Linked DNA regions of Mus musculus: region 2 is linked to region 1. A link is a loop called in an ENCODE intact Hi-C map of the cell type or tissue named here. Cell type or tissue: left cerebral cortex. All regions are shown on one strand.

The links. Peaks named below come from ENCODE experiments on the same cell type or tissue, not always from the same donor. Only the 100,000 strongest peaks of a DNase experiment are listed, where the experiment ranks them.
Region 2: a loop joins it to region 1, with 4 times the contacts of the local background. A loop is called at or near these places in 4 of 42 quality-filtered maps.

Annotation. Positions count from the first base shown.
Region 1 is chr3:85,140,600-85,145,599 of GRCm38, reverse strand. No RefSeq gene overlaps it. Among named protein-coding and RNA genes, the nearest start is that of Gm31096, 21 kb to the right of the region's middle. In left cerebral cortex, no CTCF peak of the experiment used is centred here; DNase peaks (open chromatin) are centred at 310, 980 and 1,957; H3K27ac peaks cover 2,917 bases.
Region 2 is chr3:84,981,898-84,986,897 of GRCm38, reverse strand. No RefSeq gene overlaps it. Among named protein-coding and RNA genes, the nearest start is that of Gm30944, 39 kb to the left of the region's middle. In left cerebral cortex, no CTCF peak of the experiment used is centred here; DNase peaks (open chromatin) are centred at 2,324, 4,039, 4,531, 4,855 and 2 more places; H3K27ac peaks cover 4,914 bases.

The DNA.
Region 1 (5,000 bases):
ACACATCCAAAGCCAGGGTCGGGGCCAGTAAAAGGGGGAGTTAATTCTACAGATGCAACAGCAGATCTGGGAAACAGGTTCTTGAGGACCTTTGTCAGAGTCTCACAGCCACGGTGACAGCCCACTGAGCGTGTCTCTAAAATCAGCTCATCAAGGCAATAAAGACCAACAACACAGCCCATCTGGACACATCTGGGCCAAGTGATGTCTCAGCAGTGGGCATCCAACTCTAGGTCGTCCTCAATGCTAGGAAACCTCTTTTTTTCACGTTCTGGAGCAACATGGGAGCACAGGCATCTCCTGGAATAATGTGCTCTTGTGAGATAGAACAGAAGCTAGAGAGGATATAAATACCCTGCAATTCTCTTAAATGCCCTTATTTATAGAAGTGAAAGTTGGAAACCAGGATTCTTGCTGCAATACGAAGAAAGTAGAAACTAAATAAAAATGAACATTTAGCATGTTATGGAAGGGTCAGAGCTCTCTTAGAAGGTGCTCTTTGCAACCACAAAGAAAGGAACTGTGTTCCAGTTTACTCCCCCACCTTCTCACACATGTGCACACATGTGCACACATGCACACACATGCCTGTATTCTTCAGCATCCTGAGGTCAAAGGAAAACAATAAGAGATTGCAACCGCTAGGTCACAACAGTTCCCTAGATTTATCTTCTTTATTTTATAGTGTTGGGGGGTTTCATGCACGTGCGTGTGTGTGTACAGGTACAGTGCACATGTATGCACTGGGAGGAGGGGTAAAGTTTGACCTCAAGAATCCTTCTTCAGGTCTTATCTATCTTTATTTTTTTTTTTTGAGCCAGGGTCTCTCACTGGCTGGGACCTCAATATATAGGGTAGACTCTTTGGCCAGCAAACTTAGGGATCTATCCATCTCTGTCTTCCCCAAGCTGAAACTAAAAATGTATGCTTCTATACTGCCTTCAGAGGTGGAGGAGGGGTGTCAGCATGTCCTCATTCTTAAGAAGCAAGAATTTCACAGTCCAAGCTCCTGCCCCCGTTTTCTCTGTTTAAGATGAAATGAGAACTGGATCTCAAGGGAATCTAGGATCTGCACCAAACCTGCCAGGGCTCAGGGACCGAGGTTCACGTTCCAGGTCTAGACAGGGTAATACAAAACCAAATAGAAAATGGTCATGCCTCAGCAGTACATGGAAGAGATTCCATACAGAAGGAACATGGTGACCTGGCCCTGTGACCCAGATAGGAATCTGCCCTAGCTTCCACATAACTGCTAAAGGCAGCCATTTGCCTCTTGGCTGGCCTCAGTGAACTCTATCTTCTTTTTCTTTCAACCAGGTTTCCCTGAGCACTTCATATGTTTAGCACCCAGGTCGTGCACTAAGAATGCAGGCAAATAAGAAGGGAGGCAGACCAGGACAACTGCATGTCACCATGTTTTGATTGTTACTTTAATAAAGAAAATAAAGAGGCTGCAAGATAGCTCAGTGAGTAAAGCCACTCGCAGGGTCTGATGATCAGAGTTTGAGCCCCAGAACCCACATAAAGTTGGAAGGATAGAGCCAACTCTATAAAGTTGACCTCTGACCTTCATAATATACTTATGGTATGAGTGCATATGGACCCAGAATCAACATGCTCCGAGCTAGATCAGGGACAGAAGCAATGGCCTTTGTCCAGACTGAGCCTCATCTATTTCTACACTCAGAAGGTCTGCCTGCTCTTATCAAGCCCACCATACTGAAGGGAGTCAGATTTTGAGCAGCATGCTGTCTGCATGAAGGGACAGCCAAGTAAGCAGGGCTGCTATGCATTGCCCGGGCCCATGATGCACAATAGCCCTTGGATTTCAGTATCGTCATAGAAAGCTGTGTTCTTGTGCCTAATAGATTCTGACCACCCCGACAGAAGAAGACCCTGTCATTCCCTTGGATTTGCTTGGAGTGATTTCTCTCAGGCTGCAAAAGGAACCCTAGGAACCGTCTCCTAGGGATGGATTGAATCAAAGCCCAATCATACTTACTTTTCCCTTCCAAAAGAAGATGTCCCCCTTGGGTCGCTTAAGGCACGATTCCCGTGCTTATTTACAGAGAGAATGTTCTGTTTCAGATAGCCAGGCGTTTTCTCTCCGAGTTGCAAAGCTGATTTCAGCCACCCAAGAAGTGTTATGAATATACAAACAATATATAAAGCTTAAAGAGCAGGCAAGGCGGTACCACACACCTCCCAACAAAGCTGGCTGTGTTGCAGAGGGGAGAGATGTGATCTTGCTCTCGGATAAAGCCCTCTTCTGCCATTTCACGAGACCTATTTCCCTAAGAACTCTCCAAAATTCCCTGTGTGGCATCACCTCTCACCTCTGACCTCAGAAGTCAGCAATACCCCTTAGTATAAAGACAGAAATTCTTTTCAGCCGTGCTGGCTAAATCCTAGGAGATTCTGGGTTGGGTGAGACCTCCTTCCAATCCCAGAGGGAATTGAATGAAGTCCTGTAGAAAAAAATTAAAATCCTGGACGGTCTCTATGGGGGCTGAAATGAACCATCCTATTCCCCAGCACCTCTCTGACGGTGAGGGTTAATTTATCACACGAAATCCAATCACTTCTTATAAAAGCAGTGCAGGTTTCATTTAGTTTGATGAGGTATATTGCAAGATTTCAGAAAATCAATTTTACTGAGAGCCATATTAAGCCCCAGGGAATATAACACTACATGTACCTCACATAAGTTTTTGTTATTACTCAGAGGATCACTGGGGAAATTATATACTTAGCCTGACGAAAGGTAATGGCTACCTTCATTGTCTTGGGTAACTCCTACCCTGCTTACCTCTGTGAAGTAACAAATAAAAATGGTTGGCCTACCTGAGCTTCCCAGAGCCTGGGGCATGATAACCACTGTGAGCAAGAGCGACTTGATTCTCCACAGAACTTAACTGCTCATAGTATGGGGCTTTACGAAGCAATGCTAAAAACAATGAGTAAGGAATAAGGAACGTAGACTGCATCTATTTTAACCCAAGCCCCGAGTTCTCTAGCTTGCACTCTCAGCAAAGCTCCTGAAAAGGGGTCCATGGTGGGCTCAAAATTGCTATCAACCAATATTCCAGGTTAATATTTCCACAGGCACACCTTTCATAGTCAGGAACTTTTCCACTGTGGCTAAGAACATTCCTAGCTATGCTCATCTGGTCTCTTGGAGACTTTTGTATCCAAGGCAATAAACCAAGCCATCTCTTTATGGGCACCCCAACTTGAAGCTAGTGGCAGGGACTGAATACTTGAGCCAACGTTTGTGATAGCTTCTTTCTCCAAAGGCCACTTCAAGCTAATAGAGGATGTAGAGTGGCTGTCGTAGGAGGGGTGGTGCTCTGGTGCCCCAGTTCTACAGAATCGGCAAGTACCAGGGCTGTGCCTATTTATCCTTGCCCTTGGACTATGTCGTCCAAGACGATAACATCTATCCATGTATAGCCATTGATTTGGCAATGGCTTAAAATCAGAAATCCAGCCCCATGGATACTCTAGTGATACAGGGTGAGTAGCCACTGTGTGGGACAGATATGAACATTCTCACCACCACACAGTGTTCTATTTGACATAGCTGTGTGACAATTCAGGTTGCCATCCTGTTCTAGGAACCTGGGAGCCATCACACAGGCGTGCTAGTCTGGTTCAGGTTGGAGTTATTTACCATTGATTCAGTGAAACATTTTCTAGCTCCTTCATCACTAGCATGAATGGAGGCCAGATATGACCTCTTTATGGTCTTTAGGTCAGGGTCGTTCTCTCCCATCCCACCAGAGACAGCCATGGGGAAAACTGAAAACTGGCTTTGGAAAGTAAATGAAGATGAAAAATATAAGCTTCGGGATAAAGTTCATAGTTTGGAAACTACAAAGGAGGTTTTCATCAACTGGACAGATACCCTATGCCAAGGGCCAGCCCCACTGTTATGGACTGGATTATGTCCCTCAATGTGTATGTTAGCTTTTTTTGGTACTGTAACAAATACCTGTGACAAATAAAATTATAAAGCAAAAAGGGAATTAGGAATATAATGATTAGGTAGGGCATGTGCTTGACATGCTCAAAGTACAGGATTCCAATATAACACACACATATTCATTCTCTCTCTCTCTCTCTCTCTCTCACACACACACACACATACACACACACACAGAGAGAGAGAGAGAGAGAGAAGAGGGAGGGAGAGGGAGAGATTTACTCAGGTTTACAATCTTGAAACTTTCTGGCTATGGTCAGTTGGTTTTTAGGCTTAGTGAAATTAGCATATAATGAGGAAGACTTTGGTAAAGTAAGGTGCTTGTCTCCTAGCCATGGAGAGAGAGAGAGAGAGAGAGAGAGAGAGAGAGAGATCATTATATCAACTAATGGATTTTCACCATTGTTAAATAATATCAAGTAAAAGGTCCTTTGGGGGACATTTCAGATCCAAATACAAAATCCTATATTAGGTCCTAATTCCCAGAACTTTGAATGTGACTATATTTGAAGTTTTTTTTTTTTTTTTAAGAAGTAACCAAGTAAACCAAGGTCATCTAGGTAAGCCACAGCCCCAAGTGACCACTGTGGCCATAAGAGGAGAGTGGGACACAGGGACACACACCAAGGGATGGCCATGAGAAGAGACAAGAGAAGCAACTAGAACACCCCACTAGCCAAAGAGAGAGGCCCTGGAGGAGTCCAGCCCTGCTGACCCCGAGATCCTGGCGTTCCAGCCTTCAGAACTAGGCTGCAATACATCCCCATCACGTGAGTCCCCAGACAGGGACACTTTCCCAGGGACCCAATATGTTTGCACCACGAGTTCTTCACAGTGTGGATTCTTCAAGGAACAAAACAGAGACCTGTGAGACTCGAGCTGTCAAGATCTCTTCAAATGCAGCGGGAGAGTTGTTTAGTTTACATTGCCCATCAACACAATTCCTACCTCAAGCATAACAAAGCAGCTGTTGCCGTGCAGAACTATTGTTCTATGCCTTTGCCTGCAGGGAAAT
Region 2 (5,000 bases), 160 kb after region 1:
GCCTCAAATCTCAGACTATGTTCCAGGATGTGTCTGGTCACAAAAAGGAAGTAACTAGGGGTTGCTAAGGCACAGCGTGATCAGCTACATTATCTGGAGACAGGTTTGTGTATCACTTGTTGCAGGTGTTGGGTGGGAGGGTCCCAGGTTACTAAGTTATCCCTGCAAACTACCTGTGTCAGCTGGAACCCAGAGCCTTGTACATGTCTGGTGAGAGCCCTGTTAACACAGTTATACCCCAGCCCCTCTAGCTCTCTTTTTTAAATCTCTGCTTTTCTTTTTCTCTCAGGGTTTAATTTGTTTTTCTCAAAGGCACCTCAGCAGTCCTTCCAATCAGCTTTCAATTCTGTTCATTTTCTTGTTCCAGTCTAATCTTCTAATTTTTTTATTTTTCCCTACTTTAGCTTTCCATTTATGTCTTCTTAACTCTTTTAATTTTTATTTTGAATAGATAATTTTTCTCCCATATTTCAGTTTCCATGAGCTCTTTTTAAAAGTTGCATTTTACCCCCTTACACGATGCAGTGTTTTCTCCTGTGAGGGTAACATGATTCTTTATAAGATTTCATATTCTTTGTGTGTGTGCACAACAGTATAGGTGTCTACAGAGGCATCAGATCCCTTAGAGCTGGAGGTGTAGGCAGTTGTGAGTCAGCGTGGGTGCTGGGACCCAATGGTGGTCCTCTGTTAGAGCAGTATGTGCTCTTAACCACTGAGCCAGCTCTATAGTTCCATATTATAGTCCCTTACCAAGGTTTCTTATGGTATTTGGGTGGGGGGTGTTACTCTGAAATTTCACCCTTTTTCCAAATGCTCAGCCATCCTATCATATTTAAGAGACTGACAGTGAAAGACCAAGAAACCTGGGCATGATTTTGCATGCTTTCGATTCCCAAGTGCGGGCTAAGATGGAAGTGGGCTAAGATGGAAGTTTCGTCTCTCAGGAAATGAGACTCCACTGCACACTATATTCCCAAAGGGAGACTTTCAGATCCCTGGCACATTTGGGAAGGCATTTTGAATATTGTACCCCGGAAGTCTTATTGATGAGTAAGTCTGAAAATGGTCACCAAGACACTGTTAGTGGTAGTGGCAGTGACGACGATGATCACTGCAAAGTGAATTAGTCACACACTCTGGCCTCCACACATGTAGGATGCCACCGTGTACATGTCTCCCAGTAAATAATAAGTGTAAGAAAAAATTAAAACTTGTAGAGTCACACAGGTGGCTGAAATGGAATTTGGATCCGGTTGTCTCTCCTTCCTGATGATGGTAATAGCACTCGGCTGCTGAGATGTGTTGAGGATTCACCGTGCACGCCTTTACCTTCTGCATGGTCTGGCCTCCTTTCAAGCCTCAGAATGCAGAAGCTTGCTGTTCCTCTCTTTGGATGGCTGTTTTTGGCACACAAGTAGACCAGTAACATTTATTTTTAAAAATTCTTATGTAACTGAAGTATTTAACTTCTGTAGCAATTCCCTGCCCCCCTGCCCAAGGACCTGAAAACAGACCTTCTTTAAAAATTATAATTACATTTATTATTCCTGTAGAGGGAGGGAACAGGCATGTTGAGGTCAAAGGGCAACTCGTGGGAGTTAGTTTTCATCTTCCACTGTGTGGATCTCAGGGATTGAACGCAGGCTGTCATGCTTGATGACAAGCACCCTTCTGGCTGAGTCATCTCGCCCGCCCTAAAAAAGGTGGCTTATGACTTTCCCAACACAATTTCCCCACTCCTCCTGTATTTCCTCTGCTGTGCGGAGCTCAGAGAACAAATTGTTCTCTAGCAACTCTTTTGTTTTTGCAGTTGGAGAGATTGAGGGGATCCCAGCACACAACACTAGAAAACTGACTCGTGTTTTCTACAGTTCTCTCCAGTTGAGTTAAGGCTCGTGGTTGTTATATCTTCCAAATTGATAGGTCAAGAATGAGGATCACTGGTATGATATGCACACACACACACACACACACACACACACACACACACCCTCAGGTTTGCAAGACAGTGAGATATTCTGAATGAGATATACATAGTGCATAGTGGTCCATACCTTTAATCTCAGCACATGGGCAGCGTAAACAGATATAGCTTTGTGAGTCTGAGGTTAGCCCGGTCTATGTAGAGCATCCCATGACATTTAGGGCTGCATCATGAGAACTTTTCTTTAAAAAAAAGGCGGTGGGTGGATCCCCTAATGCAAGTTTCTCTTCTTGTGTGTGTGTGTGCTTGGCAATAAAATGAGATTATCTGTAATAAAAGTGTTTCATTACACAAGTCAATTACAAATATTTACAGTCCAAGTGTACAAGGCAGCTGAAGTTAGAGTAGTTGTTAGGTCTCAAACCTGGGACAAAGAGCTGAGGCGCTGATTTAACTGGATCAAACTGGATCTGGTGGCCAGGTTCTCCCAGCATCCCTCAGTCCCTGTTACAGGGTCCTCTTGGCTGGCATACTCTGCCCTCTACCCTAAACTTCTGCAGCCCAAGGGCTGGGCTGCCCTTCCCCTAGCTGCTCTTCCCTATAGAATCCAGCCATTTTGGCTACACCAGCCCTTTTGGCCTCTTGCTCCAAGCTCCCTCCTCTCTATCCCTCTTCTTCCTTCTCACTTCTCCTCACATGATCCACCTCAGTCTGCTGGTCATGTCCACTATGGACTCTCTCCCTGATGCCTCTGTCTGCACTCTCCCTCCTATCTACCATAAGACTTCTCCTCTACCGTACCTAGTATACCATGCCCTCCTTTTATTCTTTTTTTTTCTTCATTCAGTAATAACTACAAATCCTTAATGACTACATGTCAAGCCCTATACTAACTTGACCTACATTGTGTCATGTTGTCCTCATATTACCTCACCTACAGATGAGAAGACTAAGTTGTGAGACTGGCCAATTCACCTTGAAACTGAAGAGGCTACATAAGGGCAATGAGTTACTGGAAGTTGTAGTACTTTAAGATGGGCATGGGTTGCTGGGAGTTGTAGTCCTCCTGATGGGCAGAGCCATGCCACAATGAGATGCACTTCTAATACACAAACCTAATGATCTCCTTAAACATATCACAAGGAAGGGACCCACATTTACTACTTTGTTGTATGGTTCTGATTCTAAGCACTCACTCTGGATCCAGTTTTGACAAGTCTAAGTTAGTAAGCTTCAGCTCTCCCAAATCCGTATCCAGTGTTTACCGCGGGTGCTCTTCGTTGCATCCTTACCTTTTTGGATCCTTTTGGTGTGTTTAAACTACCACCTTACTTTATCGGGAGTGTCATCAGATTGATAAGCTCGCCTTTTCTGATTATTACTTAGTATGGTGGAAGGACGGTTTGATGAAGTCTTATGAACTTCATTGTGAATCTAAGTCTTGTTAGCAACCTCATACTGAAGAGTGCTTTGCAGTTTCTTTTGTAAGCTGTGAACCTCTTGGGGAAAAAGTAAATTGGCAAAATGTTTTTGTGGCTCATAATAGTGGAACCTTTGGTTTGCAAGGATCATCTCTAAGTAATTTTTTGTTTCTTGCAGACCAGAGCTGTCCAAGTGAAACAAAGTCCACAGACAAACAGAAGAAATAGGTTTTGGCCCAAGATGTTCAGGAGAGTCAGCAAAATATGGATCCCCTCAGTGGTTCCTTGTCCTCCAGAATCCTGGGAAGAATCAGATCTGAAATACAAACACTGCTATTTTTATACTCAATGGTAAACTGGGAAGTGGCCAGGTGTTTGCAGCAAGGAGCGTTCCTAGGAGTTGGAGCTAGACTTCTTTTGTACTCTTCTTCACTGGGGAAAGGTACGCACGTTCTGGTGCTTTCAGCTCGGTGCCTTCCCTTTCCTGAAGAAACTTTCAAATTACCTTTTGATAGTGTTCTGTTGTTAAGAGATGGCAGTTGGCAGGGGCATCCCTCATCTGGGCCTCACAAGTATTAATTGAGTGGCTACTGAGACATGCTGGCTGGTGACAACGCCAGATCATGCTATGTTTGTTTACAATTCAAAGCAATGACTAAGAGAGCCGAGTGCTGCCACTTTGGATCTAACAGGACCTAGCTTGTAGGTGGCAGAAAAGTGCCAAAATGAAAGATTATGTACCAGCTTTTCAGACTGCCATATGGTTTACTTAATGCAGGAGTCCAGAACAGTGAACACCCATAACCACCTCTCATATCCAGTAGCCAGTGATCACTGAGGCAGACACGGGGGTCTCCTTAGTCACTAAGCCTCTTTTCAACTGTTTGCCTTTGGAGGCAGGTCTCATGAAGCCTCGACCTCCTGACCCTCATACCTCCTGAGTGCTGGAATTACAGACAGGGACATCTAGCCTGGTTTTTGTTTTGTTCTGTTCTGTTTTCCTTGCTGGGTGAAGGAGGAAAAGGAACAAGGGAATGCAAGGATGTCAACACAGAAGAAACTGATTCCGGTAGTCTCTGTGTATGTAAAGGTGCTTGTGCATCCAATCTTCAAGATGCAGCAAATGCCAATTCAACCTGCCTTATCAGCAGTTGTTCTCATTCATTCATGGTTTGGCAACACAGAGCTACTTTACCCTTAAGAGTTACACAGCTCTACAGAACAGGATGCCAGGATGTTCTCCTGAACTAGCCCTAAGGCATGGCAGGTTAGAGCCTTCCTTGGCTGGTGAACCTGAGAGAATACAGGCTGCAGTCTAGACCTTTAATGGGGACGAGACAGGCCTAACAGAGAGAAAACAAAAAGTTCTGTGATGGTGGACTGAGACGACGTCAAAGCTTTCCATTTTCCTAGGGAAGGAACCAGAGGGGCAGGGAATGCAGTGGACATCTGTCCCAATAGGCAAGCAGCAGGCCTTCATGTTTCCGGAACACAAGTTCCAAGGCAAGGTAGCTGGGCAGGCTGAAGGCTCTGCTCTTCTGGAGCCCTTATTTCATGAGGTGTGGTGGGGTACCTTTAGGGAGAAGGGTCTAGAAGGACTGGGTCTCAGAAGCTGCCTGCAACTGCTCACTCCCTGGAGACAGGCTCCAAGGAGG